4 separate regions of the Homo sapiens genome follow, and all the other regions are linked to region 4. The links are chromatin loops, found by intact Hi-C in ENCODE. Cell type or tissue: heart right ventricle. All regions are shown on one strand. Region 1 overlaps PROX1 (prospero homeobox 1). Region 2 overlaps PROX1 (prospero homeobox 1). Region 3 overlaps LINC02775 (long intergenic non-protein coding RNA 2775). Region 4 overlaps LINC02775 (long intergenic non-protein coding RNA 2775).

What was found. A loop is a pair of places that touch in the nucleus more often than their neighbours do. Peaks named below come from ENCODE experiments on the same cell type or tissue, not always from the same donor. Only the 100,000 strongest peaks of a DNase experiment are listed, where the experiment ranks them.
Region 1: it touches region 4 in a loop (2.1-fold over the local background); 19 of 110 quality-filtered maps call a loop at or near these places.
Region 2: a loop joins it to region 4, with 12 times the contacts of the local background. A loop is called at or near these places in 15 of 110 quality-filtered maps.
Region 3: a loop joins it to region 4, with 2.1 times the contacts of the local background. A loop is called at or near these places in 10 of 110 quality-filtered maps.

What each region holds. Positions count from the first base shown.
Region 1 is chr1:214,041,153-214,049,152 of GRCh38, forward strand. PROX1 (prospero homeobox 1) reads left to right here. Exons shown (of 5, transcript NM_001270616.2): 5 at 1-358. Among named protein-coding and RNA genes, the nearest start is that of PROX1, 57 kb to the left of the region's middle. In heart right ventricle, no CTCF peak of the experiment used is centred here; no DNase peak of the experiment used is centred here; H3K27ac peaks cover 1,054 bases.
Region 2 is chr1:214,026,655-214,034,654 of GRCh38, forward strand. The region is part of intron 4 of PROX1 (prospero homeobox 1); the gene reads left to right. Among named protein-coding and RNA genes, the nearest start is that of PROX1, 43 kb to the left of the region's middle. RefSeq lists an enhancer at 3,324-4,219. In heart right ventricle, no CTCF peak of the experiment used is centred here; a DNase peak (open chromatin) is centred at 4,107; H3K27ac peaks cover 7,097 bases.
Region 3 is chr1:214,050,207-214,058,206 of GRCh38, forward strand. It overlaps LINC02775 (long intergenic non-protein coding RNA 2775), which reads right to left. Exons shown (of 4, transcript XR_922584.2): 4 at 3,707-3,798. Among named protein-coding and RNA genes, the nearest start is that of LINC02775, 58 kb to the right of the region's middle. In heart right ventricle, no CTCF peak of the experiment used is centred here; no DNase peak of the experiment used is centred here; H3K27ac peaks cover 803 bases.
Region 4 is chr1:214,102,667-214,110,666 of GRCh38, forward strand. All of the region lies in intron 1 of LINC02775 (long intergenic non-protein coding RNA 2775), which reads right to left. Among named protein-coding and RNA genes, the nearest start is that of LINC02775, 5.5 kb to the right of the region's middle. RefSeq lists enhancers at 1-759, 4,586-6,071 and a silencer at 5,420-5,714. In heart right ventricle, no CTCF peak of the experiment used is centred here; a DNase peak (open chromatin) is centred at 4,965; H3K4me3 peaks cover 1,026 bases; H3K27ac peaks cover 4,644 bases.

The DNA of each region.
Region 1 (8,000 bases), 62 kb before region 4:
GTAGTCCAATTGCCTTGTGTGCCTTCCATCTCCTCTTAAACTGAATGTATGTGCAGTATATATGCAAGCTTGTGCAAAATAAAATATACATTACAAGCTCAGTGCCGTTTGATTTTCTTAAAGAAAGAGTGACTTTTAATTTTTGGACCTGTATCCAATTGTAGGACAGTAGGCTAGTTGTGCCAGTAATGTCAAGTATGGAGATTTTCTTTCACTACAATTCTTCATTCTGTTAGCCTAACGTGCAGCTCCTAGAAACAACCTCTTTTACTTTAGATGCTTGGAATAATTGCTTGGATTTCTCTCTCTGAAACATCTTTCAGGCTTAACTTTATTTAGCCCTGAAACTTAAAAAAAAAAAAAAAAGCTTTAGCTCAAAGTAATATTTTACTCTTAATTCAACAATTGTTAATGTTGAATGATTCTAAGAACAAGGAAAGATGTTCCCAAAAGTCACAGAATGGCAAATATATTACTTAAAATATGGGGATTTGGGGCTTGCACTGTTCTTACTTCTGGATGAACTCAGAACTAAGAAGTACTATTGTAAATTTTCAAAACCTTTCTAAAATGTTTCTCTTGACATGGCTGGCAGCATGTTCCATACTAAGAGCATTAGTTTTATGGCTATTGAAAATTTCTTTTTATCTATTTCACTTTGTTTTAAAATGATATCTCCTTTATTCTTAAATTAAGAACAAGAGAAACTAGCAGAAATCACCTGCTATTTGAGATTGACTCTATTATCCACCATTCACTGCAGCTGTACCTCACTTGTGTCTGTACATGCTGTTGCAGACTGAGTCTTCATCATCTCTGATTTCTTCTTTTGCTTTCCCCTTAATGATGAAAACTTTATATTTTGACCCTGTTGACACAAGGGTGCCTGGAGTCAATGCAATATTAAAACTTTGTTAAAGGATGATAGCATTTTTCCACTTTCAGCTCTTTTTTCTATCAATGCCACATATTTAAATTCTAGTCTTCCTAACTAAATTGTGCAAAAGTGCATACTTAAATCCCTCTATGCCAAAATAGTTATTCCCTGATCGGAAAAAAAAAAATTCCCTCCTTCCACTGTCTCTTCTTGGAAGAGAAAAGACATTTGCAGGAATGTAGTGACTCCTCCATCTTCTTGTACTTAACAGTTATCTGCTTTATGCCAGATTGGATAATTTCCATAGCCACCAAATCACTAACAGGTTACAGCAGGTAGGAGGTTTATTAAAAACATACCTTCAAGCCCTACTTTTGTGACTCTAAATCATCTGGCGTCATTAGTCTAGAATAAAATGCACCACCTTCAACACTGATCTGAGCCGTCATCATAAACCCTGTTCCACATGCATCTCAGTGTGACCAGTGCCCACTTTAGAGTTGAATGTATAAGCTTCTCAACCTCATAATAAAGAAAAGATTGGTTTTATTCATTTTTATCTCCATTAATTTTTAAAAATTAACGTTTTTCTTCAAAAGCAAGGCTAAAAATCAGTACATATTTACAATTAATTTAATACATGCAGAGGTGAGACACAGATGCCCCTGAATAAAAGTCATAGAAATACATCAAATGTTTGTCATGTACTGCCAAATGCTGGGGTCTATGGACATTCCTGAATTTTAAAAGGCATAAAATATAAGAAAAGGGTGTACAAAGGAAAATGGCAGATACAATTTTAGAAAATAACAGATATAATAACTAAGTAAATTTATTAAAGATTACTGAAGAAATAAATTGTGCTGTACTCCCTTACCAAAGATATAACCATGTAGTAGAGGGAGGCTTTACATTGGGATAAAAAGCTAAATAGTAGCTTTTGAAACTAAAGAAGTCATCAAGAGAGTATTGCTTTGGGTATTAGGAGACCTGTCTCCAATCCATTCAATTCTAAAACTTTTTACACAGCCTACCCGGAGAAAACTAAGCAAGTCACTTAATGCTTCAGTGTCCCAGGAGAATTGAAATAATTATGAGAGCTAAAGGATTGCTAGATTCAGTGTGGTCACCATGTTGACTTTCACCTGCCAAGGATTCCTACCTGCCAAGAAAATGGTGTGTTAGGATGTTTTTGCTTCTCGTGAGAAGGCAATTTAAGTGACAAGGGCAAAATTCTGAAGATAGCCAAGTGTGACTCTAGATCCTTCTCTCTCTGTTTATGACTGGTTCTCTCTTGGGTAAGTGTCTCTGCTTCTTGTCAAGCATCTGGTGCTCCTGGGTTGCCCCAGCCCTCCCTCTGTTCACAGCAACAAGCCGTCTACGAAAGTTAACATTAAGATATCACTGACTTGATATGTTTCTCTTACCAATGGTACATTCATAAAAAGATATGCAGTGTACAAGAATACATTTTTACTGCTTCTGTATTAGGTCTGATGTCACCTGAATGCAAGTAATTATGGACTGGAGGCCTTCCCCACCAAACATCAGGCTAGGCTTTTTGAATGGTATCACTCCTGGCTGCATCTTGCAAAAAGGCTGTATGGTCTGTCAAGCCATTTCTGTCTCCCAGGCCTCCTTCCCCTCCGTCCCCAGGACTGGCTTCCTGCCCATGATCATAGAGTCCTTCTACATCTCCCCAAAAATCATTCATAAGAACTCACAGGAGGAGGCACACTTCTCCACTAAAGCCTGGTTTGTTTTTCTGGTTCCAAAGAAAAATTATTATCACTGAAGATATTTCAGAGATAACCTAACTCAGTGGCTTTTATTCCCCAGATCGCTAGAGAAATGTGGTTATTATCTCAGGGGCCACCAGATTAGGACCTCAACAAAAGGAGCTTCATCTTTATATTGAGGTATAATAAAATATTCATTTAATATAAAGAGTTCTCTGCTTAAAACAGTGATCTTTTTGAGTAAGATAAAACAGATTTCTATGTATGAATGGGAGTATTAATTAACAAGTAATTCTACCAAACCTTCATTTAAAGAAAGGAGTTCTCTGCTCAACAACACAACTCAATACTCTCATTGGGTAGGGTAAGAGATTTTTAAGGATGAACAGGAAAATTAAAATAGATAATAACACATAAAATGATAATAAACCTTTAAAAAAGAGACTATTTTTGCACCATGGAAACAGCACAGAGCCTGGCACCTGGTTTGTACTGAATCTCTGTTCTCTTTCTTCTCTTCCAGTCAGTGGTTTTAGTTACTTTGCCATGTTGTTTTAAGTTGTGATCTAAGGGCTTAAACACCCACACCCATTCCAACTTCCCAGGACATTCAAATTTTGAAGAACACAGAAGTGCAGCAGGAACTAAAAACTTCTGCCCCACTCTTGCCATTTCCCCAGGCCCCTGTGTTCAGCCTCAGGCCTATAGCTGCTGTGGCCACACCTTCCGCCAGCCATGCTTGCCTAGGCTCCAGAATAAGAGTGGGACAGCTCAGAAAGATTAAGGTGCCATAACACACTGAAACAGAATCACTTAGGCTGCCTCAATCCTGGCAAAGGGGAGGGTATTATTTGCAAAGCCCCCTGCTGAGTCTCCCAGGTGCTAGCTAGACAGGCTCAGGAGATAGTTTGGCAGCCACCCTGGAAAAAATGCCTGTGTCTCTGCAAATAAATCTGCCAGTGTAGAAAGCACTGGGTTTTCCCCAGTGCTTGTGCAAATAGTACTCTGTGCTTTGCTGGTATTGGAAATTCCTTGGTATAAGTAGCTCTAGACCATGAAAATTGAAGTTATGGATTTCTTGTCATTGTTGTTACCCTTGACCTGTTGGGAAATAATTCCCCAAATCAATGGTCATACTTCCGATTATTCACAACTGAAAAATCTTTAGTAACCAGAAAACAAAAAAAAGTGTTCCCTGAATTCCCCTTCACGGCTCAGCAACTGACGGTAAGACTGAGCAAGTCTTGAAGTCTGGCACAAAGGAAGGTAGATGTGCAGGTGTCCAAGCATAATATGAGCCTGGGCATCTGAGTGTAGGTATCTCCTGCTAGAAAAATTCATGAACAACTAGAAAAATTCATGAACAACTAGAAAAATTCATGAACAACACATAGGTTACCAATGGAGCATTATTGATGTCTTTTCTTCACTTAACATCTAGGAATTTGTAGAATCAACAGTGTGGTTACGTATGTGAAAAATCTCAGTAAAGTGGATACATTTCTAAGCAAAATACAGGTATCAACATTTACTCCAGAAGCAAAAACCTTCAAGACAATCAAGGCCACAGAAGAAAATTTTAAAGTTGTTCTAAAAACAGAACAAACATCAGATCAAAACTCCTCTCCTCTCCCCAAAGGCACCTGGCCTTCAGAGTTTTATGGGTGAATTCTATCAACTATTCAAAAATAAGTTATATTGTATAAATAGTATACATATTACACATATATACAGTATTTATACACATATGTACAGTGTTTATATATAACTCAATTTCTTTATAAAGTCCATATGTATTAATGTAAGTACAAAACATAATCAAATCCAGTCCAGCAGTACATATAGTAAAAATAATATTATACTACAAATAGGGCTCATTACTTGTACCAAGCTGATTTGAAGAAGAATCTGGACTTGCTTCTAAGTGAAATGCAGGAGAAAGTTTCTTGATAGATTGATTTGCTTTTTCTAACTTCTAATAATGGTGAAAGCAAATATTTCTTTTCTGGGCTGTCAGCTATCTGCTACTGGGCAATCACTATGGGCTACTGTCTTCTAATTTTTTATTTTACTAGGGCAAAATAGCCTTTGCTCTTTCAGCCATTTTCGTGTGCAAGGTTGCCTGACTCAGAGGCCCTGACTTACTTGAACAAATCTTTTTTGGAACTCTGAGTTTTTGGAAAAAGCCAGATTCATCTTGTGCAATTTTAAGGACTTCCCTCAGTTAACTTAAATAAAGAAGAATAAAAAAAACAAATCCAGCAAAGTAATGCCAATAAAGATAGGCCATTCATTCTACATAAAGGGAATCATGATATTTTTACTTTGTGAAATATTGAATTAAAATTAAAACCTATTTGTTTACATTCTAAAAGGAAAGGATAAGTAGGGTAAGTTTTGAGTTGGGCAGTGCTGACCCCAATCAATTTGATAAAGCTTGTAAGAGTTGCCATTATATGCAACAGGAGGACTCTTTGACAGAAATAATATATGAAATGTGTCTCTTTATTTTTAATATTTTAATTTTTTTCAGCTCATTAGCTATCATAAGTATTAGTGTGTTTTATGTGTGTCCCAGGACAATTTTTTTTCTTCCAATGTGGCCCAGGGAAGCCAAAATATTGGACACCCCTGGCTTAAGCTTTATGCCTTGATTCTTTGGTGCTAAAACTTTTGAAACTAAAAACACTCTTTTTATTATGCACACAAAAAAGCCATGCTCTAGCAAATTAAAAGCCTTGATTTTCAAGACTATTTTCTCAACACTGAGTTTTAAGACCTTATTTAGACATTTAAGTGGTCAAAACCTTGATTCTTTGTTCCCTGCATTTCCTTTATGCATCCCTTCTAGAAGCAGGGCTTGCCCATGACTGAATGGGGAAGAGTCACAGGTAACTGGAATTTGAAGCGGGTGGGCCTCCATTAATACATCTAAATTTTATGTTGCATGTTCAGCAATAGTCATTGCAGGATTATATGTAGTAATGGAAAATTGTAGACAAACCAAATGTCATCAGCAGGTGAATTGTTGAAATAAATTGTGTGACTTTATGCCTCTTTAAGGTGAACTCAAATTGGGTAGAACTAACCCTAAGAATAATTGTTTCCCTGTTATGTCACCACAACCACACAAAAATTATACCTGCTTTAAATAAAAAAAAGCTTTATTTGTGCTTTCAGGTGTAAATTTGTATTTTGATTCCATGGTTTGTGGAATATTATACATCTACTAAAAGTTTGAGATTGAGCTGTAGCTATGCAGTGAAGTGAAAAGTTATTCATAATATATTATGGAGTTTGAAAAGTAAATACAGAAATATTTTTAGATAACATAACTCCACGTTTGTGCTTTTTAAGTTGATATATCAGCTGGGCATGGTGGCTCATGCCTGTAATCCCAGCACTTTGGGGAGGCCAAGGCAGGTGGATGACCAGAGTTCAGGAGTTCAAGGCCAGCCTGGCCAACATTGTGAAACCCCATCTCTGCTAAAAATACAACAATTAGCCAGGTGTGGTGGTGCACGCCTGTAATCCCAGCTACTCAGGAGGCTGAGGAACAACAATCACTTGAACCTGGGAGACAGAGGTTGCAGTGAGCTGAGATCATGCCACTGCACTCCAGCCTGGGTGACAGAGTGAGACTCCATCTCAAAAAAAAAAAGTGATATATCTTCATGTATATATACAAAGCACACACACGCACACACCCACACACACACACACACACGCACACAATATGTGAGAACACACCACATCATAATAAATGTCATTTCTACATGATCCTATAACTAGAAAACCCCATTGTCTCAGCCCAAAAGCTTCTTAAGCTGATAAGCAACTTTGGCAAAGTCTCAGGATGCAGAATCAATGTGCAAAACTCACAAGCATTCCTATACACCAACAATCGACAAGCAGAGAACTAAATCATGAATGAACTCCCATTCACAACTGCTACAAAGAGAATAAGATACCTAGGAATACAGTTAACAAGGGAAGTGACGAACATTTTCAAGGAGAACTACAAACCACTGCTCAAGGAAATCAGAGAGGACACAAACAAATGGAAAAACATTCCATGCTCATGGATAGGAAGAATCAATATTGTGAAAATGGCAATGGCCATACTGCCCAAAGTAATTTATAGAGTCAATGCTATTCTCATTAAACTACCATTGATATTTTTCACAGAATTAGAAAAAACTACTTTAAAATTTATATGGAACAAAAAAAGAGCCCATATAGCTAAGACAATCATAAGCAAAAAGACCAAAGCTGGAGGCATCACACTACCTGACTTCAAACTATACTACAAGGCTACAGTAACTAAAACAGCATGGCACTGGTACAAAAAACAGACACACAGACCAATGGAACAGAATAGAGAATTTAGAAATAAGACTGTACATCTACAATCATCTGATCTTTGACAAATCTGACAAAAACAAGCAAGGGGGAAAGGATTTCCTGTTTAATAAATGGTGCTGGGAGAACTGGCTAGCCATATGCAGAAGATTGAAACTGGACCCCTTCCTTACACCTTATACAAAAATTAACTCAAGATGGATTAAAGACTTAAATGTAAAACCTAAGACTATAAACACCCTAGAAGAAAATCTAGGCAATACCATTCAGGACATAGGCATGGGAAAAGATTTCATGACAAAAACATTGAAAGTAATTGCAACAAAAGCAAAAATTGACAAATAGGATCTAATTTAAAGAGCTTCTGTACAGCAAAAGAAACTGTCATCACAGTAAACAAATGACCTATAGAATGGGAGAAAATTTTTGCAATCTATCCATCTGAAAAAGGTCTAATATCCAGAATCTACAAAGAACTTAAACAAATTTACAAGAAAAAAACAATCAACCCCATTATAAAGTGGGCAAACGACATGAACAGGCACTTCTCAAAAGAGGACATTTATGCGGCCAACAAACATATAAAAAAATGCTCCACATCACCAATCATTAGGGATATGCAAATCAAAACCACAATGAGATACCATCTCATGCCAGTCAGAATGGAGATTTTTAAATTTCAAGAAACAACAGATGCTGATGAGGCTGTGGAGAAATAAGAACACTTTTACACTGTTGATGGGAACGTAAATTAGTTCAACCATTGTGGAAGACAGTGTGGCAATCCCTCAAGGACCCAGAAATACCATTTGACCCAGCAATCCCATTACTAGGTATAGTCCCAAAGGAATGTAAATCATTCTATTATGAAGATACTTGCACATGTATGTTCATTGCAGCACTATTCACAATAGCAAAGACGTGGAATCAACCCAAATGCCCATCAATGACAGACTGGATAAAGACAATGTGGTACATATACACCATGGAATACTATGCGGCCATAAAAAGGACTGAGAACA
Region 2 (8,000 bases), 76 kb before region 4:
TTTATTGTGAATTTTGTATTTTCTAAATACTCTTAAAAGACAAAGACTCAAATTCAGGTAGAAAAACAAAGAAGATACTCAGGGTGTATCTCTGCCCTTCATTCATTGCTGTGGTCAGAGAAGTCTGTGTGAGGGGTTTGGCCGGTAGCAGCCCCCCAGATCCGTACACTGCAGACCAAAATTCAGCTCCTGTGATGCTTTTCCATGGAGTTTCCCTGTCAATTCAAGGTAGATCCTCAACCTCCCTCCTTGGCAGTTTGCATGTGACTGTTCATTCTTTTTATTACATTTCCTCCAGGGGGCCATTTTCACCATGTCATATCTGTTTGCTATCAGCATTTATAAGGGCTGGTGTGGCATTGGAGGATGTCAAGTGGTCTGACTTGGAAGTGTACTGCCACAAACTCCATGTAGGTGACAGGAGGAGAGACCTGCTTTCCCGTTGCCACTTTTTGGATTATCCCTGCAACTCTTTCCGTCTGGCTGACAAAAACCTTGGGGCTATTGGGTGGCTCATCACTTCTGCTCCTTCTCTAGCCTTTCCCTGGGTTTGCTTCCCCCAACCCCCACACCCCCTCGCACATTAACATGACATTGCCTGGTGAGCACAGAAGAGAGCAGCTTCCACCAGCTGAAACCTCTGATCTCAAACTCACTAGAGAGTTTGGCTTCGGGATTTTGGCAAGAAGGCCGATTGCCCATCAGGTCAGCATGAATAAAGATTTCTTTCTTCCCTTCTTTTTTAAAGTCAAGCATCAACCGAAACTGCTCCCAAAGCTCTGTCTCTCAAGACAATTTAACCCCTTTCACCTAAGTACATTTTCTATTTTGAATGCATGGTACTTTGTTTTATTCTTTTCCTGTGAGATGACCAAGAAATCTACTATATGTAAAATTTGAAAGCCAAGTCAATTCTAAACCAGGCTTATCATTTTTAAAGTATGTTTATCCAGCTTTGTAGTAGGAACAAGCAGACTGTTTGAAGGCCACATACTTTTCAAACCCTGGTTGCAACACGTCTGCCCCGTTTTGAAACTGTCTTTATCTAGCCGAGAAAACGAAAATCTATTTGACAAAGTGGCACTCTGGCCAGTTTATCTTGCAATATGGCTTTAGCTCACTGAGTCTATTGATTTCCTTAAATTAATGTTTACAGAATGCTACTGAATTTTGCTCAACAGAACATTGTTCTTTCGAAGCTTTATATATATATATATATAAAAGAGATACAGACTGTTATTGCCATGTGTTCCTTTGTTTAGACCAAGGAAACATAGTTTTTAGGTTTTTTTTTTTCTTAAGACAGCCTTGAACTATAGCCACTTCCTACAAGCATTTACTTTTCACATATTTAAACAGCAAAACATGTAACTAGAAAGTGGGCCCAAACTGCATGGGTATTAGACGAATCTAATCCTCAGTGTTCCTGAAAGCTGAATGCCACCTGGAGCATCAGAGGGAGAAAGCCTTTAGTCCTAAGCCCAGATGTTGCTGGAGAACCTTCCTCTGCCTCATTTGGGGTAACTCGGCAGGCACCCGAAAGCAACTTCACAGCCAGTGCTCCTGGATCCTGCTAGTTTTTCCAAACACAAGCATCCTAATAAAATTCAAACACCATTTAGCTGTTTGGGAACTCTAAATATAACATCTTGCCCTTTGACCACGGTGCTCAGTGTTCAATACACAAAACCTAATCTCTAAAGATGATTTTAAAACTGACCTTCCCAGAGAAGTACACGTATCCATTCAGCTACGAACAGTGCAGAAAACAGGATTTTGACTCATAATTATGAAATGGCCAAAATAAAACTTAGGGAACACAAAGCAACTTTTCTCAACCGGTTGACTCAGCCAACAAACTCACCCAAGCGAACCTCCTCAGAGCACCTCTCAAAACGATGCTTTGCAGACATTTATTAATCACAGTGAATGCTTCCCAGGAATTAGGGCTCCTCTTTAAAATCTCAAACTTGTAAACCACCTTATATTTGGATGATATTTTATGCTTCCCAAAGTGCATTCATGTTTTCTTTTCCATTTGATCCTCCCCTGGAATGAGAGGGCACTGGAATAGAATCTCAGGATTCACTGTGTATAGCATCCTGCACCATTCCTTCTCTTCTGGAGGGCCTGTTAGTCCCCGGCTGTACACACAGGATAAATGCATGCATGACTGCAAAGGGAGACCCTTAGTAACCACATCTTGTGACCATATTTTACAGCTCCATGATTCCTCTTTTCAGCCTCTGGCAGGAGAGTTTAGTGTGAGTGAGACAGTGAAGAGGAGCAGCAATAACGTATCTGTTCTTGGCTTTTCATCTGATAATCTCTATGAGGAGTTACTAAAGCATCTGAGTTTATCCATTTAAGTCCACTCTGTCTGCAGTGTAAGTCCCCAGCTTGTGCCACTGCTGTCAGGAGATGAGTCTCTCCTTGATCGATATTTACTTAACAAACAGCAGGGATGGGAGAGTTTGTTTAGAGGAATCATGTGCACTCTAGGGTGAATGAATGCTCGGGAAAGTACTTCAACTATTTGTCTCCTTCCCTAAGATTTTTGTGTACGTGTGTGTGCACACACGTGTGCAGATGCCCATTCTCTTTTTAACTTCTCCAAAGACACTTCGAAGTCATCTAGAAAAATACCTCGCTATGTATGATTGGTACATCATTATACCGTTAAGGAGCTAATGATGCAGATGCAGTTTTTCTAACCCAGCAAAGTTTGGTTCTTCTTTTGTGCTCTTATATAGAGCACAAAAGAGACTCTTAGGATAAACTAAATGCACAAGCATCTACCTTTGACCCCTTTCAGATGAGTGGAAGGGAAGAAAATACGGATGGAAACAATAAAAGCAGTTTGACAAGGCAGCTCTTCACTATGTATTTTTGATGGCATTACCTATATATTTTTAAAGGCCCACAGGGACAAAAAGTAACTTTCTCCAATTTTTCAGAGCTGCTTCAGCATTAGATATATTTAACTCTACTACTGTATATGAATTCCACGGTGTGAAAATTGAGAGAGCACTGTTCTTTCGAGTTCCCTGAAACAATTGCTTGAAGGCTCAAGTCAGCCTCTTGAATGCAGTTGACTTGGAGGCATCTGGGGCTAGATCGAGGGGTTTTGTTTCTGGGTGTGGGGAGAGGCTGGGGGGTGGCTGGGGAGTTATTTATTTATTTGATTTTGTGAATCGGAGTTGTAAAAGCCATCTGAAATATTCATGCAGAATAGTCTGAGAAGCCCGTTTCTGTTTTATTTACCGCACAGTAGAACAGCCACAGCGGATTAGTTCTACAATACCCGTAACAAAAGCCCAACAGCTGATGCATGTGATGTTAGGAGGTGACAAAACAGTTAAAGTATGCTGCTGGCTACAGGCAAGCAGTCAGCAGATGCAGACAAAAGGGTTTGTGACAAGAATAACTCTCTCTCCAAGGCGAGCAGTGAAGAGTATCCAAAATACCAGTACCCTTTTCTCCTTGACATTGTCTTCTTACAGTCAGCATTTTATTGCCCTTTTATAGTATAAAAAAAAATGGAGGAGGAAGAAGAAGGAAAACCCACACACAAACTAATTCACCAAAATACTAGGCAGGATTGTACTTTCCCATTCGCTAGCCATGCCTGCCAGTACACGTGTCCTTTTCCATTTCTCCATCGAAGCAAGTTTGAAAAAAAAAATTAGCTTAAAAGATCAGCTATAAAGATGATTTCCCTTGAAAAGTTTGTAATCTATTGATAGGCTTGATAGGCCATTGGAGCCTTTGGTTACGGGTTGGGGGGTGGGTGGCCAGGGAAAGAAGTCGATGCCTGGTTTGTTTTCTGTCCATTTCAGTGAAGATCATTTCAGTGATGAAATGAGGCCAGAGGGCCAATTTTTAAAGGGGATTGAGGAGGGAGGAGTGTCCATGGAGAACTGAGCAAGGGGCAAGGTTTAGGTCCCCCGCAAGAGGCTGATGAATGAGCTTACGGACGGTTCAGAGGTGTGAAAAATGAGCTTCTCTGTCTCCAGAAAATAGGAGAGGCTGTCTTCTTTTTAACCTTTGTAATTCCCCTTCTATTCTCTGTGACATTCATTCAGCTGCCAAGAGCGTTTGGCAAGGTTTGGGCCAGCGAGCACACTTCCAGTGACCGCTAACCTTGGTATGTCCTGACACTTATGATGAGTATCTGCAGGACACAGAAGGCAGGCAGCCTGCTATGTCAGGCTTTTATTATGTACTGCAGAGGCTAGGGACAGTCAGTTTAATAAAACAAATCATCCTTGAAGGTAAAGCAACTGGGAAGAGGAGGAAGACAGGAGAAAAATGTGTCTTTGCCACTCATTCCGATGGAAAAAAAAAAGAACAGCAAAACAACCACCCACCCAACACACCGTGTGTGTGTGTGTGTGTGTGTGTGTGTGTGTGCGCGCGCGCGCATTCGCGCACGCACACACACGCGCAACCCAGCTGTGGACTGGGCAGACTTGAAAACCTCCTCTCATTTTCTGCATTTCATGGAAGCCCAGAAGGCTCTTGTTTGCTCTGAGGAGACTCAAGTCTGTGATGAAATTGGTAGAAGCTGATAGCCAACCCCCTTCAAATTTATGCATATCTTCAAGTACCTCATTACTTTATATTCTTCTCCAAATATCAAGGCAAGACCATCTGGGGTGACGTTCCTATATTGGGATGCCTTTTTATCAAAACAAAGTTTCCACTCTCCTCTCCTGAGGAACGCTGGGCAAAGCAGCTCCCACAATAGCCTCAGAGTTCCAGCCAAAGACTTTGGAAGCCTTTTGTTTTTTCCCTGTGGCATGTCCAAAGGCAGGGCCTTCTCCCCTCCTCCGCCCGCCCTCCCCAGCCGCCTGCATTGTCTTGCATTCCAGTGACTTGATTGACTGTTACCACCTGATGCTGAGGAGATACTCTAGGGTTCATTCTGCAGATTGTTGGGTTCTATTAAAAGAAACCTAGATAAGGGATTACTTGTCACTAAGGGATTTTCTGCAGATGTTTATTGGTGATGGGAAAGCCATTAGGTGTGAAGAGGTGCAGAAAAATATGGACAACATCATTCTGATAAGACTGGTTTCTAAGATGCTCCCACAAAACATCAGAAAGTACCCCCTATTATTCTGTTAAATGGAGCTGGGTGTTTTCAAGCAGAGGTAAAGGTCTCTTTTTCCATGGGTGATGTTTCTATGTGTGGATGAAATTCACTGGAACCCTCTCAGAAGATCAGTTGCTACCCAAAAGTGTACCTCTGGGAGCCACCAAACACATGAGTTGCTCCAGTAGTTCAGTATCTCATTACAACTTTCTTTTGTCCAGTCCAGTCCATTGCATGAGTATCACCTCAAAGTAAGCACTATATTAACTAATCATTTTATTTGTTCACAAAGAATTCATTTCTTCCCAAATATAAACCAATAACCAAAGTCTCCTCCAGGGCATCTTTTATACCATTTCCATTTATTTTGAAGTTACTAGATTCTCTGTGGTTTTTCAAGATTACAGAGGCACAGCTTTTCAAGGTTTTGGTGCCTCATATAAATAGTAGAAATTGCTGAAAAAGCATTAAAAGGGAGCCAGCATCGTTTAATGCAAAGACACCTTACCTCACAGTAATCTCTTCATCTCATCATTTCTTCATCTCATACAATCTCATGCTTTCTTCATCTATAAAGTGATGATTTCTGAGATCTATTCGAACTCTTTGAATTCTACCTTACTTTACCATTATTTTAAACTTCTTTTTTTTTTTTTATTTTTGAGATGGGGTCTCACTGTCACCCAGGCTGTAGTGCAATGGTGCAACCTCAGCTCACTGCAACCTCCGCCACCTGGGCTCAAGCCATCCTCTCACCTCCACCTCCCAGTAGCTGGGACCACAGGCATGTGCCACCACACCCAGCTAATTTTTTTGCATTTTTGGTAGAGACGGGGTTTCATCATGTTGCTCAGGCTGAAGCTTCCCTTTATTAAGTATTGTTAAAGTATTAAGTAACTGCCACTCTAGAGCAATATGGAGTAAAGCAGAAGGCAAGATCTCACTATGAGCTATTTACCAAATAACTTTGCAAAAGATACTCTGCTGAGGCTCCTTATCTAGAGACACCTTATGATGAGGTAATTGAAAGTACATAAAAGTAGATAAAAAGTTAAACAGCATCAAGACACAAATGCAAAAGGTGATAAAGGATAACCTATGATTGCCACCACAAGAAAGGAATATTTAAAACAGATTAAAACCCACTAAAAACCATTAACAAGCATGACGAACTATAAAAATGATGAAGAGGAGACTGCATACAACCCCCAAAGAAGTTGCCTTGTTCTCATGCAAATCCTACAACTACACTTCCCTCCCTCCCCTGCTGCTGATGTTCTAGATGTACCTCTTCTCTCTCCTCTGACAGTCTTGAACAATGCCTGCCCTTCCCCTGTCCCTGGTTCCCCAGACCTCCTGTGCAGTTCTTGGTGTGGGCAGGGCTTCCGGCCTTCTCTGGCTTCTCTGGGGCAGCTGCCCACACCTTCACCCCTCAAAGCTCTCTGCCATGTCATGCTGCATCCCTGAGTGCTCAAGGAACATAGAATTTCACTGAGGCTGTATTGCCGTTGGCTGATGAAACCACCCTTCTTGAAACGTTTATTTTAATAAATGCCTATAATTGGCCAGGTGCAGTGGCTCACACCTGTAATCTCAGCACTTTGGGAGGCCAAGACGGGCAGATCACCTGAGGTTGGGAGTTGGAGACCAGCCTGGCCAACATGGTGAAACCCCATCTCTACTGAAAATACAAAAGTTAGCCAGGCGTGATGGCACTTGCCTGTAATCTCAGCTACTCAGGAGGCTAAGGCAGGAGAGTCTCATGAACCCAGGAGGCAGAGGTTGCAGTGAGCCAGGATCATGCCACTGCACTCCAGCCTGGGTGACAGAGCAAAACTCCATCTCAAATAAATAAATTAATAAATGCCTATGATTATGTTTCTGTAGCATTTGGCTAACAGCTCCCAATCCAAGGAGTGAGAGTGGGCAGTTGCTCCGCTTCACTGTTCTCCAGCCACATTCCCTCCCTCAGTGATGCTCATTTGATAGAATGTGGAGGATTATCTTTGGGGGTGGAGGTGACTGTGCTAGAAAAGATTGCTTCACGAATTTTTATTTGTATAATGTGAGTGGGAGGGCTAAGCTCTCCTCCAACAAATACTCATGTATACAAGACATTTGGGAGGAAATCACCCAAAGGCCTGTAGAAAATCCACATGAATTCTCAGCAGAGAATGGCCCTTGAGGTGTATGGGTTTGCACATTCATGGCGGACAAGGCGGCACTTTGAAGGATTTTCCAGGCAACACTGGGAATTATGTCCTAAGAAATGGGCCAGTGTGAAAGTCTTTAGGAGGGTCTGATAAAAATGTAAGCTTAAGACTGATTGGCCCCAAAAGGAGTCCCTTTCATTTTTTTCTGCAGAGTTATTACATTTCTTTATAAACAACAATTAACTTGCCATAGGGAACAATGAACTTCTTTGTCCAATTTTAAACGTGAAAAACAGTGATGTCGGGTGATGATTCTGGTTTTCTTTACCAGTTACTACTATTGTTAAAAAGTACATTGCACCCAAGGTGGGAAGAAAGAGATGAAACATGTTCAACATTACACTACTTCCTTTTTACTTTGGTACGTGGCATGTCTGAACTTAGATGAAATGTCTTTCATCTCTTGTATATGCGTAGATAAATATGGCTACATGTACACCTATGATACGTTTATGTCCTCATACGTCTGCACTTAATGTAAAAATGAAACTTTACTGGTGTATAAGTACCCCACTAAAAGAAATCTACTAAGTGTCAATGTGTACTTGGAAAATCATGAGTTCATGGATTATTCTGTGATTCCATTATGTTGGTGTGGGGATAGATAGACCATGCTGTACTATAAGTAACTTCCAAAGAACACTAAATAAGTACATCAGTAGCTACTGCTTTCCTTAGTCAAGAGATCA
Region 3 (8,000 bases), 52 kb before region 4:
GAACAGGAGTGAGCTATGTGCCCTGTTCTCAAAAGGTGGAAGCTCCCAATGGGTGTACAAGTATGTGTGTTACAGATGGGAGGGAGGGCATCAAATACACACAAGTCGTAATGCTGCATTGTGCTGTTCTCAGTGTGGTCGTGGGTTTGCAGTTCTTACCATGGTTAAGGGAAAAGTGGAGTAGAGTGGGGAAAGAGGCAGAACTTTATTTAGGAAGATGGGGGTTCATGGTAAGTAATCAGAAAAGAAATTAACTTGCAAAACAGATGGCACAAAAATCCCGCTCTGAGTTTGAGTAGAGGGCAAAATGGGAGAATGGAAGGAGATGGTGAAGAAGGCACGCTGCTGCTGAAACGTGCTTTGGGCTTAGTGAGAATGAACACTCCCACTTCTGGGAATTGAGCCTTGGGCAGAGCATGCACAGAAGCAAAGCTGGAAGGCAGAGGAAATCTGGGCCACCCACGCCCACACCTGCCCTGACCTCTCACCCTGAAGCCTCAGGAAAGGGAAAATCGATGTGCTCCCGAAGTGCAGGAGCCCTGGGTTTGGGACTGGAATTTGACCCATGCGGAGTGTTTACTGATCTGGAGACGGATAGGCTCAAATGAGCTCATCTTTATCTTGAGAGGAAATTAGGCAGCCCAGACCCAGACAAAGCCATGTTTTATTCAATGAAAATTTACCACCACCCCACCCTCCCAATGCACACAATATTACATGAAACATCTGCCTAAGTAACCTAGTCTCCAAAGGTTGGTTCTGAAAGATCAACAAATAGAGACTTAGGAGCTTAGAGAAAAACGAAAAAAAAAAAAGTTATTTCAGAATATCTTACATTTACCCCTCATGCTGATCTGTATCCTCTTTTTTTCACAGTTTGCAAATATTGACTAAGTTCAAGGGCAGTGGTTTAAGGTCTAACTTCAGAGTTAGCATGAGGTGACATACTTAAGATGGTGCAATCCTGTCCTAATGAAGAACATGTTAGATCCCAAGGTTGGTTTATGGGCAGTTCTTGTTCTTGTCCCAGTTGATATTTGTTTTATCAAGTCAGGAACTATTTTTGTCATCATTGTTAATCTTCCTCTTGCCAGATCTGTTTTGGCCGAGGGCATGCACTTGAGGTATGTTAGAAGAATGGAGTGCAGTATTGTGGGAAAGAATTATCACTAATTCTGTCTGCCTACAGCTTCCTCGGCCCTGTTCATCTGATCTCAATTCCCTAAACAAAATTGTAGATGGAAAGTCCTGCAAGTCCATGACCTGGTTCCAGAAAGTAGATTTTTGAGCTGAAAGAGCAAGATCGCAGCATTCCCATGATGACAATAGGTCTTTGTTATGTTGGAAAGAATTTTGACTTGTCCATCAGGGGAGATCTTGACAGAATATTTTGCCAATAAAGAAGTCTACCACTAAATGGGTAGGTCCAACTCCATTAGGCTCATCTTTGGCCTCAATGTTATGCAGATTTTTGCCTCAAGGATTCCTGAGACCTGGCCTAAGATGTCTGGTAGTTCTAGCTGGAACCAGAATCAGCTGGCATTTCTGACCCATGGGCTTTGGAAGAACACAGATCCTGGCTCAAATCTTAATGTCTCCGAGCCTCAGTTTCTTCATGTATGAATACAGTCGTGACAATGTTCTCCTTGCAAGCTTGTTATGAGGATTAAATGTGGTATTGTATCTGAAATCACTTAACACAGTGCCTGTTGCTTAAAATGGGATTAATATGTTCTAGTGTCCTTCCTTCCGCTCAGCCACTCCAGCTGCTGGTGTATCCCCTTTCTCTGCTGCATACATTTGACATAGTGGAACAAGGCCAGTAATGCTTGAGGGGATACCATCCTAGTTACAATGAATAGAGAAAAGGAAAGGTTCAACAATGTTCAGAACACCAATATTCACTTTAAACTTGTCTAAGCATAAATTATAGGCGCTCTGCTGACATTTGAAAGAATGGAAATATATAAATAAATGTATAGTTGTGTGACTGCTTCCTAGACCTGGACACAGCTTCACCCCTAAAAGAAAATCTCCATGTGGAGACCTTTGGGGAGAATTTTAATCTAAAAATCCTAGAGATTATCACAATATTCTTTTGAGTATTAATAAAAGGACTTAGTTACCCAATGAACTGATGAGTCCCCGGATAATTTGTTCAAAGGAGAGGTGATATTCTTTTAGCCTCATAGCAGCTTCAGCTGCTATCTCCCACCTAGAGTTCTACCCATTAATATCTCTTGTTCAAGGTATCACATCTAAAATTTCTAGTAGTTTATGCAACATTTAGCGATTTCCTCTCTTAGCAATGGTTGGAATCCACCACGCTATATCCTCCTTTTGGGTATCCTGAACTCTCCAAATTGTCTCAAAACAAACTTCCTTTTTAACATTTAGATAATATGGCTATTTACAAAGTAGATGGTCAAACGCAGTAATATACACATTTAGTATAAGCCAGTATTCAAAGATTCTAATAGCAATAATTATTTCCATATTCAATGCAGTCAATTCTTCAGTGTATCCAAACTGGCCATACAGAAGTTTAGTATGAACAATACAGCACTGAAAATGTACTGTATTTATATTTGACTTTGGCGATCAAACATATCAACCTTGAGAGGAAATAACATATTTCTGATTCTAGCCTTTGTTTCTTCACCTTGGTACTTCCCAATATCACCAGAGCTAGACTGGAGGAAGAAATGGGAAAAAAAACCCTGAAGGATATTATTTGTTTTGTTTTGTTTTCTCGAGACGGAGTCTTGCTCTGTCGCCCAGGCTGGAGTGCAATGGCATGATCTCGACTCACTGCAACCTCCGCCTCCCAGGTTCCAGTGATTCTCTTGCCTCAGCCTCACCAGTAGCTGGGATTACATGGTGGCACACGCCACCATGCCTGGCTAACTTTTTGTATTTTTAGTAGAGACAGGGTTTCACCATGTTGGCCAGGCTGGTCTCGAACTCCTGAGCTCGTGATCTGCCTGCCTTGGCCTCCCAAAGTGCTGGGATTACAGGTGTGAGCCACCGCGCCAGGCCCTGGAGGATACTTAATAAATATTTGGAGAATTAATGTGTATTTCAATCTACTTTTTCTATGTGTTAGCAATAAAGAACTAGAATATCCAATGGAAATAAAATAGTAACTAAACCTATAAAATATTAGGAACAAAGCTATAAATAAACAACTAGAACATATAATGGAAATAATATAGTAACCAACCCTAAAAAACATTAGGAATAAAGCTATAAAACTGTAAAGCCATAAAGAAGACCTAAAAAATAGAGACAGACAATAATTTTAATAATAATAGTAACTAACATTTATTATGTTCTTTTAATGTGCCAAGAATTCTCTCAGATTTTTACATAGGTGATTTCTTTAATTTTCTCGGAAATTTCATGAGGCAGTTAACACTACTATCATCATCTTTTTTTCCTTCCTTCCTTCCTTCCTTTCTTCCTTTTTTTTTTTTTTTTTTTTTTTTTTGAGACGGAGTTTTGCTCTTGTTGCCCAGGCTGGAGTGCTATGGCACCATCTTGGCTCACCACAACCTCTACCTCCTGGGTTCAAGCGATTCTTCTGCCTCAGCCTCCCAAGTAGCTGGGATTACAGGCATGCGCCACCATGCCAACCAATTTTGTATCTTTAGTAGAGACAAGGTTTCTCCATGTTGGTCAGGCTGGTCTCGAATTCCCAACCTCAGGTCATCCGCCCTCCTCAGTCTTCCAAAGTGCTGAGATTACAGGTGTGAGCCACTGCACCTGGGCTATCGTCCATTTTTCAAAACAAGGAAACTAGGATATATCGAGATAAGGTAACTTTTTTAATGGAAACATGCAAAATGATAAATATGCTTATTTTTCCTAATTTACTCAATAACTTTACCCTGCAAATTAATGCAATGAATTTATAAATTAAAGTAATCACAGTCAAATTTTAGAGGACTGTTCACAGATCTTAGCACAACTATTCTAATGTTCAAGAAAAGAGAAAATGCTTTAAACAAAACCCAAGAAAACACTGGTAAAAAAGAAAATCAATTTAAAAAGTATTAAAATTATATTAAAGTTCAATAAAGTTGTCAGAGATGCTCAATTACTTACAACAGAACCTGACACATAGAAGACACTCAATAAATATTTGGAGAATTAATGTATATTTTTATCTATTGTTTCTATGATTTGCCCCAATAGATATAAAAACAAAATGTATAATCACAGTAATTAAATATGTATTATTAATTCAAGAATTGACAAAAACAGTTCAAGGAAGCAGATTAGAAAATCCAGAAACAGGTTGGGCACAGAAACAGGTTGGGCACAGTGGCTCACACCTGTAATCGCAGCCTTTTGGGAGGCCGAGGTGGAAGGGTTGTTTATGGCCAGGAGTTCAAGACCAGCCTGGGAAACATAGCAAGGAGGCTCCATCTCCATAAATAAATAAATAGCCAGGTATGGTGGTGCACATGCATGCCTGTAGTCCCAGCTACCTGGGAGGCTAAAGCAGGAGGATCACTTAAGTCCAGGAGTTTGAGATTGAAGTGAGCCATGATCATGCCACTGCACTTTGGCCTGGGTGACAGAGAAAGGCATTATCTCTAAAAAGATAAAAAATCTAGAAACAATACAAGCAAACATAGAAATTTAGTCTATTATAAAGATTATTTTCCATTCAGGAGGGAAAAATAAACCATTCAACAAATACCATAGGAATAATTTGCTAATGATATCAAAGAAATAAAGTTAGATTCGCATCTCATGACATGCAAAAATGAATTATTGACAGACAAAAGGTTGAAAACGTATATTCAAACACACAAGCACACACACATATAACACATACATGAACCTTCTGGAAAACTAATTTTATTATCTTGCAGTTTAGAAGACATTTTAAGCAAAATAAAACCCAGAGGCCATAAAGAAGTAAAATAAAAGATATGGCTACATAAAAGTTACATCTCAGCAACAATAACAACAAAAAGCATGAGAAAAGTTAGAGAAAATAAGCAGAGATAAAATATATATTAAGTATATATAGACTATCAAGTCTTAATACATTACTTATAAGTGTATAAGTAATGTATTGTACATTATAAGTATTATGTATTATAAGTGTACTTATATGTCAATTTAAAAACTATACCAGCTGGGGGCGGTGGCTCACGCCTGTAATCCCAGCACTTTGGGAGGCCAAGGCAGGTGGATCACGAGGTCAGGAGATCAAGACCATCCTGGCTAACATGGTGAAACTCCGTCTCTACTAAAAATACAAAAAAAAAAAAAAAAAAATTATCCAGGCGTGGTGGCAGGTGCCTGTAGTCCCAGCTACTCGGGAGGCTGAGGCAGGAGAATGCGTGAACCTGGGAGGCGGAGCTTTCAGTGAGCCCAGATCGTGCCACTACACTCCAGCCTGGGTGACAGAGCGAGACTCCTGTTTAAAAAAAAAAAAAAATACCATTCAGTGGTAAAATGGGCAATGGGCATAAATAGTCAATAGGGAAGAAATAAAAATGGCCAATGAACATTTGAAAATATGGGCCAGGCACAGTGGCTCACATCTGTAATCCCAGCACTCTGGTAGGCCAAGGTGGACAGATCACTTAAGGTCAGGAGTTCGAGACCAGCCTGGCCAACATAGTGAAGTACCGTCTCTACCAAAAATACAAAAATTAGCCAGGCGTGGTGGTGCATGCCTGTAGTCCCAGCTACTCAGAAGGCTGAGGCAGGAGAATTGCTGGGACCCGGGAGGCAGAGGTTGCAGTGAGCCAAGATTGCACCACTGCACTCCAGCCTGAGCAACAGAGCGAGACTCCATCTCAAAAAAAAAAAAAAAAGAAGAAAGAAGAAAAGAAAATACGCTTAACTTTATTGACAATCAGACAAGTGCAAAATATAACATAATACCTTTTTTGCCAATTAGATTTGAAAAATAGAAAATATTGATACTGATATTATCCAGTTTTGACAAGGGCATGAAGAAAACAACAGCCTCACACACTATCACAAGATTATAAGTAGGTAGGCTTTTTTAATGGGACAAATTGACTGTAATTCTGGTAGAATTACGAGATCATATTACATTTTGACAAATGCTTACAAAATGCACAAAAATATATGTCTTCATTAAAACATTGTTTTCAAATGCAAAAATAAGATCTACCAGTAGATAAATGATTAATACCATAAAATGATTTATACAATAAGTAGATCCTTATAAATCAACACAAAAAGACATCCAAGGCAAATTATTAACTAAAAAAGGCTAGGAGCTGAATAATGCAGTATTACATTTTGTTGATTCCAATTTTTTTTTTTTTTTTTGTGACAGAGTCTCGCTCTGTTGCCCAGGCTGGAGTGCAGTGGCACAATCTCGGCTCACTGCAGCCTCTACCCCCAGGTTCAAGCGATTCTCCTGCCTCAGCCTCCTGAGTAGCTGGGATTACAGGTGCATACCACCATGCCCGGCTAATTTTTGTATTTTTAGTAGAGACAGGGTTTCACCATGTTGGTCAGGCTGGTCTCAAACTCCTGACCTCGTGATCCTCCCACCTCGGCCTCTCAAAGTGCTGGGATTACAGGCATGAGCCACCGAGCCCAGCCCTAAAGATCATTTTTTAAAATACCATCACTTTTGAAATTGTGATGCATCATGCAATCAACAGTGTTTAATACTTATCATAGTAGCATCTTTTTCTTCTTAGAAGAACATAAAATGATGATGTGTCTTACAATTGCATCTTAGATTTCATGAAATACAGTAAATCACATGATCCCATAAAATATACTTATTTATATATCTAACAGACTGAGTAATTGAGAATTTACCTGATGCCTTTCTTGTGTACTAGTCTTAAGAAGAAATGAAGAAGGGGGAGGAGGAAAATTTTCTTCCTTTCCCTTTAAGGACAGCCTGGTCTTTGCATTCTTGAATTTGGCCCATTTATTCCAGGGGACTTTACAAACCTTTAATCATCAGATCTGTGGGTTAATAGCACTGTCCCTGAGAAGGAACGGATGGAGGCTTTTGTGTCTAAAGAGGAAGGGAGGGATGTAGACCAGCCCCAGGTCCTTGTGCCTAGGAGGAGATGGGAATTCAGGGTTTGGGTTAGGAGTAGGAAGAAAACTGCTTCCCTGAAGCAAGAGGGTGGGAGAACTGCTGCATGGGTGACTGTGAAGCAGATTGATAAGTATGTTCATTGAAGGCAGAGGAAAAGAGGTCTGCCATCAAATCATCAGGATAGCAGAGGTGTCCTAATAGAGTCACCTTCCATTACTAGCCTTTAGTGTTATAGGCAGGAAGCAAGCGGACAAGAAACACAATTAACTAGAGACCCAAGGTCCATCCTCAATCTTCCTGGGTCCCATAAACCCTGGGGTTCTAGATCAACCTCAAGGGAGAAAGAGAGTCCCCTTAAATAACTGAGACTAGATGTCTAGTCAGCAATGGTTGATAGGGGGCTGCAGCATGTTATAAAAGAAAATGTCCTCTTGTTTGCTTCTGGAGGTTCTGGACCAATTTGTACCAGAGATAGATGATAGATAGATAGATAGATAGATAGATAGATAGATAGATAGATAGATATAGATAGATAGATAGAGATAGATGATAGATAGATAGATAGATAGATAGATAGATAGATATAGATGATAGACAGATAGATAGATAGTAGATCAGTAGCACCATCTTAATGTATTTGCTTGTTTAACACATTTAATGAGCTCATCTTATGTGCCCAGAACTCAGCTGGGCCCAGGGGGATACCAGGGACAGGATGAAGTCTGCAGTCAAGGAGCTCATGGTCTACAAGGTGGCAAACCTTCCAGAAGTGGAGCATCTTGGTTGCATGTGCCCCCTTTTCCTCCCAGGTAAATTTGCCACTCCCTACTTGTTGTTGCCCCCGAGGGACTTGGCAGCGGGTGTGGCTTCTCCAACTCAGAACTTGAAGCAGTGTGTTTTAGGAACCTTGAAGTTACAGTTTTGCTTGAACTGTGTG
Region 4 (8,000 bases):
CTATGATTTTTACCTATTTTTCTATCCCCAGAAGTGCCTTTTAAAAAGTTCCTATAACAGACATCTCTTGATGAGTGAACCATTATTGTGTTACCAACTTGAGAATTATTTTCAGGAGACAGCATGAGAATACTGGAAGCTGCACTAAGAGATCAAGACCATCTGGGTTCAAGCGAAGTCTTTGCCTCTTCCTCACTGTTTGTGGGCTCATTTCTTAACCATTGTCAGCTTCACTTGGTTCATCTGTAAAATGAAGAAAATAATAACTGCCCTGCAGTTATTGTGAAGATCAAATGCAATAAGGTATGTGAAAGTGCTTTGTAAACTAAAAGGCAAATTAACAATAACCTGAAATAGCCACGAGATCATGAATCACCCAGCAAAGGGAGAAACATAAGCCTCCAAGGACTTTTGAGGGGGACCTTTGTGCTCCTTCCATCCTCTATGACTAAGCCACACGTCATGCTTGTAGGACTCCAGGCTTTATTTGCAGCTTTCTCATTTACCCAGCCCCTTTTTTTGTACTCCTAAGCTCTGCATTCTTATCAGAGAGGGATAAAGAAGGACAGGAAGGGGAAGTGGGGAAAACCAGAGTAGGAGAAGAATGGAGGAGAGTAGGATGGAAATAATGTTTTCTACATGCATTATGTGCACCGTGCACTCTGCAAAAATCTCATTTAGTCTTTGATCTACCATTATTCAGTATCATCCTCCCAATTTATAGATGAGGAAACAGACTCAGAAAGTTTAAATTATTTGACCCAAATTACACAATGAGTAGAAATAGCAGAACTGGAAATCAACCTCTTCTCTTTCTGAATTTAAAGCCCAGGGCTTTCCTAGTAAGCCCTGGGGTGTACGGCTAATCCAAAGCAATCTTCTCTGCTGAAGAAAAATTATCTTTTGGGAGGATTTTCTGAACTAAATCTCTCATTTCTCTGTGATACTTAAGCTCCCAGGGGGGGAAAAAAAAAGAGCAGCATGTAATCAAAGAAAAGAATACTAAAATTACTAAAATTCTTAGGGCGAGAAGTTATTCATATCAAAGTGAAAACTACTTAGATTTTGAAAGTGAGTTGTCTTAAAAAGCTCTTCTTAGCTTCTCATTGGCTCAGAAGTTCTTCACTAAGAGGCTTATGGCAACATGATAGAGGGGGAAAGAGAGCTATACTAGCAGCTCAGATTCTTATTATCAGGCCATCTTAGTGTTGATCTGTATATCTATTCCTGAATAAGCATCTGCCTCAAATATAATGGCTTGAAACAATAATTTGTTACTATTTTCCCCAGCTCTGAGAACTGACTGGGCTCTGCTGGACGGTTGTTGCATAGGCCTTCTCCCTGTACTTGCAATCAGGTGTTGGCTGGGCTGCAGCCATCCGAAGGCTCACTAGGGCTGCACATCCCCAGTGACTCCCCTCCTGAATGGCATTTGATGAGTGGAAGTTCAGAGCACCCACACACAGTTCCTTCATGCAGCTAGGGCTTCTCACAATACAATGGCTGGGTCCTAAGTGAGAGAACGCCAAAAGTGAACAGTCCAATAAGTAGAAGACAGATACTTCCAGGCCAGTAAACGGCTATGCCTGAAACTGGCATAGCGTCACTTCTGCTGTATCCCATTGGTCAAAGCAGTCACAGATCCCACTCGGATTCAAGAGGGTAGAGAAATAAACTCCACTCTTTTGACGGGGGGGAAGCAACATCACATTGAAGAAGAAACTGGGAGATGGGAGATAGCATTGCATCCATCATTGGAAAATAATGACTAGATACAGTCACTCATGCTTGTAACTTCAGTGCCTTGTGAAGACAAGGTTGAAGGATTGCTGGAGGCTGGGAGTTTGAGACCAGCCTGGTCAACATAGGAAGACTCATCTCTACAAAGATAAAAATTACCTGGGCATGGCAACTCACTCTGGTTGTCCTAGCTACTCAGCAGGCTGAATCGGGAGGCTTGTTTGAGCCCAGCAGTTTGAGGCTGCAGTAAGCTATGATAGTGCTACTGCACTCCAGCATAGGTGGAGTGCAGAAAAAAAGAAAGAAAAGAAAACACAGCCTGCCATAATCACTAGTTCAATGACATCCACAAAGTTAGAATAGCCTCTATATCAAACTCCTGCCTTTGGAGCTTCATGTAGCCCTTGCCAGCCTCTCTGCCCACATCTCACACCATTTTCTTGCTATGCTACAGCTATACTGTCTTCTTTCTTTTCTTCATACCTCAGAGTTTGGACATTTATGAACAAAATCCCCTTCCCTTTCCCTCAGTTCTTCCCATGGGGGCCTCCCTCTTATCATTCAGGTCTCAACTCAAATATTGCCTCTTCTGGGAGAACTTCCCTGACTAATACATGTGACTCTTTCACATCCTCCATACCCTTTATGTGTTTGCTTTCTTATCTACCATCTCTGTTCCACTGCTACTCACAAGTTGTGAAAGGACAGTGATTTTGTCTGTCTTCTTCACTGCTGTATCCCCAGTGCCTACACTAACGTCCCTTGCATCATGGTCATTCAACAATTTTTGTTGAACGAATAAATGAATGAACAAATGAATAACCCAGTCAAGTGGCAGCCAGTGACATCTAAGACAACATCTAAAATGTCATTCGTTCCACAAAAATTACAGAATCCTTCTTATGACAGATTCTGCACTAGTTCTCCAGGAAGCTATTTTGTCTCTGGACACAACTTAGACAATTCGTGCTTGATGTTATCAATTTACCCAACTAAAACCTTCATTATTTGTTTACTAATAAGATGAATTCAGGAGTTTTCAAACTGTGGGTCCAAGTGCATTAGCTCTGTGACTGTAACCCCCAGGAAGAGGCTACAGAGACAGGAGAAAAGAGAAGCCATGAGACGCCATCATCACTTTCAGCACAGCAACAATCTTTTCATTTGCTTTATCTGTGGGGGTTCTGTATAAGATTTAGCTTGAAAAACATTCTACTGCTAAAAATAAGACTAGATGATCTCTTCAATTCTGTCCTATGTTCTGTTCTTCATGATGACAGTTCTCAAAGTGCGGCCTTCCAGTCCCTGTATCAAAATCAACACATTGGACACTGTGGAAGATGCAGATTCTGTGGCCCCTACTGAATTAAAGTTTCTGGCCATGTGACCAAGGAATCTGTATTTTAACGGGCACCTCGGGGTATTCTTAGGTACTCTAAAGTTTAAGAATCATTGCTTATTATGTAGGAAAAACTGGATAAAGTACAAAAATAAGCTGTTATGCAAAGTAGAACTCTCTTTCCTCGGGGATGACCTCTTGCAAAAAGGAATGTCTTTTCTCAGCATATACGGAATTTTTTGGAGAAGTAGGCATGGCTCTAGACTGCAGGATAACTAGAATGTGTGTTTTACTTGCTAGAAGCCCTAATTGTTCCCACTATTATCTCTTTTTAACCCAGTGATTGAAGCCAGTACGCACGTGTGCTCACACAAACACACACACACACACACATATATAATACACATACACAATGCCTATGGCCAGTATCACAGCCAACCTACCACCTCACTCAGCTGTGTCCTGCCAATTAAGCACTTCTTGAGTGGTAGAAGAGCAGGGCCCTTAAAATTCCAAGCATAAAACAGCTAATAAGAGTATCTTGTTTAACAAAGTAATAAAGCAGAGGCAAAAAAAAAAAAAAAAAAGCTGCAAAGTTTTCTTGGTGATCATTGTTTAACACTGTATGTAATTAAATATGAACGAAAGTATGCTACTTTCATTTTGTGAGCAATTTAATTCAATTAAAAATAAATGGGTCTCCTTGGCTCAGTGGGCATACTGATATACAGAACAGCACTGCCCTTAACTTGGTTTCCACTGTGTTTAAATCCAGCACGGGCAAAGCTACTGAAATACAACCCCAGGCTAACGCGATTAACTCATTCCCCAAGAGCCAATAGCAGACCTCATCCGGTCAACTGAGTACAGTGCTTTGCAGCATAATATGTTTTAATTTAAAAGAAGTTTATCAAGCGTTTGCCATGTGGCGTGAAGAGACGTTTAAGACATCTCGTAGCAGTCAAAACAGTGGTTATCTTGGGGCAGGCTAGGCATTGACTGGAAAGACACTGGAGGAAGCTGGAAATGTTCTGAATCCTGATGTGGGTGTTGGTTAGCAAATAGACGTTCATATATATGCATGTGTATGTATAAATACACATTGAGCCGTACACCTAAGATGAATGCAATTTTTGTATTTGACTGCAAATATTTTATACCTCAACCAAGGAAAAAGAGACACTTTTTCTGCCCCCAAGGATCTCGCACTGTTATTATTAGGCACCACAGGCATCAGATTCTCCGCTTACCATCTGGCTGGGGAGCCACATAAAAATACTTGAGGGCACTTATTTTGTGATAAAAACATATACAAATCTTAAAGCACCCTTAGGAAGAAAACGACAAATAAGAGGCAATCAATTTTTGCAAACTTCTTGCTCAGGGCCATATGCAGTACAGAGGACCCCCTGGGTGTGGTAAGTCCTCAGCTCAGCTTTGAAGATGGGGAAGAGGAATAAGGAGATATAGGGGGTAGGGGGTTGGGGAGGGGACAGGAAATGGCGTGGAGCAAAAGCAAGGTGTGGGACCCCCGGCCCAGGGGCAAATTAACCCTGTGTCAGGACTCCTGCTGATGGGGGCATCCCAGAGAGTGAGTGAGGAGGTGGGACTGGCTGGCGGGGAGGGGCAGACAGATGCACTTTGTCCTGGCCCCAGTTCCAAGCCGGGGTTCCAGGGATAACTGTCAAGGGCGGTCCGCACTCGCAGGCCCAGGAGGTAATGGATCCGCGCCGCTGCTGCGATAACTGGAGCTGCTCTTTCATTTCACCCAGAAGAGCCGTTGTTTGGGAATGAACTCCGGGATTCCAGAGGCCACGTCTAATAATAACACCCTTATCAACGCTGCAAGGCTGAACCGAGCCTGAGTGTGTGTGTATCTCTGGGTACCCAGGGGCCAGTGCCCAGCCCTGAAAGGAGAGCTGAGCCCTGGTGAATGGAGAGGAAAATGCCAATCTGTTGACAAAAAGTTCGCTGCTAAAAACGAAACCCCGGCCAACATTTTACAACCTGGACGCATTGTTAATGTAGTGGTTTATCTGGCAGGAATAGGAAGCTGTGTTTGAAAACAATGTATCCTTTTTAGGTGCAAGGTCAGCGTCTGTAGGACCTCGGGGTGACACCCGCCTCCCACCCCCACCCCCAGCCCAGCTCCTGGGAGAACAGCTCCAAGCCTGGCCCCCAGGCTTCCTGGGCAGAGGAAGGCGTGCTCCGCAGGCCCACAATGCAGGGAAGATGCTATCCTCTCCGGCAGGCGGGGTGCCCCACTGCACACAGGCCTCATTGAGGCCTGCCAGGGCCTCCCCCACCTCCTCCCAGAGCCAGGTGAGGTTGAGAGCAGAGAAAATCCAGAAGTACCTCTTTTAAAACTAGTCTCATTGGGAAAGAAAGTGCCAGGGGCTTGAGAGCTCGCCTTGGGTGAGAGAGAGTAGGCTCCATCCCTGAGTAGCTGTGCAAGAGATTTAACCTCCCAGGTCTGTGGTTTACTCACATGCAAAGGCAAATGAGATGAATACCTACCACAAAGGGCTACTGTGTGGATGAAATGACCTTGTGGAAATGAAGCACTTAGCATGCACCATGCCTGGTATGTGGCCAGGACTCAGTGAAGGGATTTTGCACTGGCTGCACCCTCCTCCTAGAACATTCTTTTTTTTTTTTTTTTTTTTTTTTTTTTTGTGATGGAGTCTCACTCTGTCACCCAGGCTGGAGGGCAGTGGCGCGATCTCAGCTCACTGCAACCTCCACCTCCGGGGTTCAAGGGATTCTCCTGCCTCAGCCTCCCAGTAGCTAGGATTACAGGCACGTGCCACCACGCCTGTCTAATTTTTGTATTTTTAGTAAGGATGAAGTTTCACCATGTTGGTCAGGGTGGTCTGGAACTCCTGACCTCAAGTGATCGTCCGCCTTGGCCTCCCAAAGTGCTGGGATTACAGGCGTGATTCACTGCACCCGGCTAAACATTCTTTTTAAGAAAGGCTTGTTCCCTTACCTGCCCCAGGTCCCTTCTCTGCTTTATTTTTCTCCACAGTGCTTACTACTAATATCTTAAGTCTTTTTTTTTTCATCTTATTTATTATCTGTCTCTCTCAAACCAGAGAGAAGCTCTGTGAGAAGGGTCTGTGTTTTGTCTACTGAGGAATCCTCAGAACCTAGAATAGTGCCCAGCATAGAATAGTTGTTCAATAAACATTGAATAAAGGGTACATGATGATGTAGATGAGGATTTTAGTGTACCAAGTTCCCAGTTTACATTCTCATCTCAAATTTCATAAGGTCGGTAATCTCTACTATACGATAAGCATCTCCAGGCAGGAACTGTATCTTATAAGTCTAGATTCTCCATAGCTAAGGTAGATAGATTTAGCAAAGAAAAATACAAGACACCCCTGGTAAGTTTCCATTTCAGATAAATAATACATTTATGGTATGAATACATCCAAAATATTGCATGGGACATACTTACACTAAAACATTATTCATTGTTTATCTAAAATTAAAATTAACTAGACATCCTGTATTTTATCTGGCATTGCTATCCATAGTACTTATGCAGTAAGCTCAAAATGAGCAGGTGCTACATAAGTGAATAATATGCTCAAAATCCAGAGAAATCAGAATAAACCTAAATAAAATAGGAAGGTCAGGCTCAGTGGAGTGCTGGTAATGTTTCCCAACTGAATTTTCAGGGGGGAAAAGAAGGCTTGATTTACAACATTTGCCAATTTCCTTTTTTTTTTTTTTTTGTTTTAATTTTGATGGAGTTTCACTCTGTCACCCAGGTTGGAGGGCTATGGTGCAATCTCAGCTCACTGCAACCTCTGCCTCCCAGGTTCAAGTGATTTTCTGCCTCATGCCTCCTGAGTAGCTGGGACTACAGGCACACACCACCATGCGTGGCTAATTTTTGTATTTTTATTATAGTAGAGTAGGCGTTTCACCATGTTGGCCAGGCTGGACTCAAACTCCTGACTTTATGAGACCCTCCCATTTCGGCCTACCAAAATGCTGGGATCACAGGCGTGAGCCAATTTCCTTGGTGTAAACACTCCCACCATGACCAATTTCAGGCTACCAAGGAGATATGACTGAACAAAGTTGGAAATAGATGAGCTTCATCAGCTTTGGCAAGCCAATATGAGCCAGCTTCAGCCTAAAAGTCACAGGAATAAGGAAATAGACAACAAGCAAACAAGAAAAATGCAATTTAAAACCTGTACCCACTATACTTTACCAAGGCCTTCCTGACCACTTCCTCATAAAAATTATCTCAAACTTAAAATCCTATGAGGCAGAAATGATGAGACCTATTGCTTCAGCAATGGGCAAAGAAGCCAGAAAGAATTTAGAAATTGTCTATTTACAGGTAGTAGACAGTTCAAGCTCTTTCCCCCAAACCATTCTGCCTCTGCAGTCACGAAATATGGAAGCCAAGGGGGCCTCCAATGTCAGAGGTCAACAGGTCAACCTGCCCATTCCTCTGTAGAGAAAACTGAGGCAAGGAGTAAAACGGCACACTCCTTCAGAGCTGGGAGTAGAACCTGTACCACGGCCCCCCACTTTGTGTGTGTGTGTGTGTGTGTGTGTGTGTGTGTGTGTGTGTGTGTGTGATGCATAAAGAAATTCTCAAAGTGTGTTCTAGTAACATGGGGAGCCTAAGAAATAAGCACAGACACTCCTAACGGAGTCAACATGGGGTAAGTATGCAGAGTTATTTTTGGTTTTGTTTTTAATGCGACCAGCCAGGGTTTCTGCTTTCTTAATCTCACCCAGATGATATGAAAACTTAGACCAGAATAGAGAGCACTTGTTGCAAAGAAGTAGCCAGAGCCGCAATGACCAGTGGTGGTCAGGAGGAAGGGGACAAAGAGGACTCACCCGAGATCATCAATGTTGACACACTAATTGAAACAAGAACCCACCA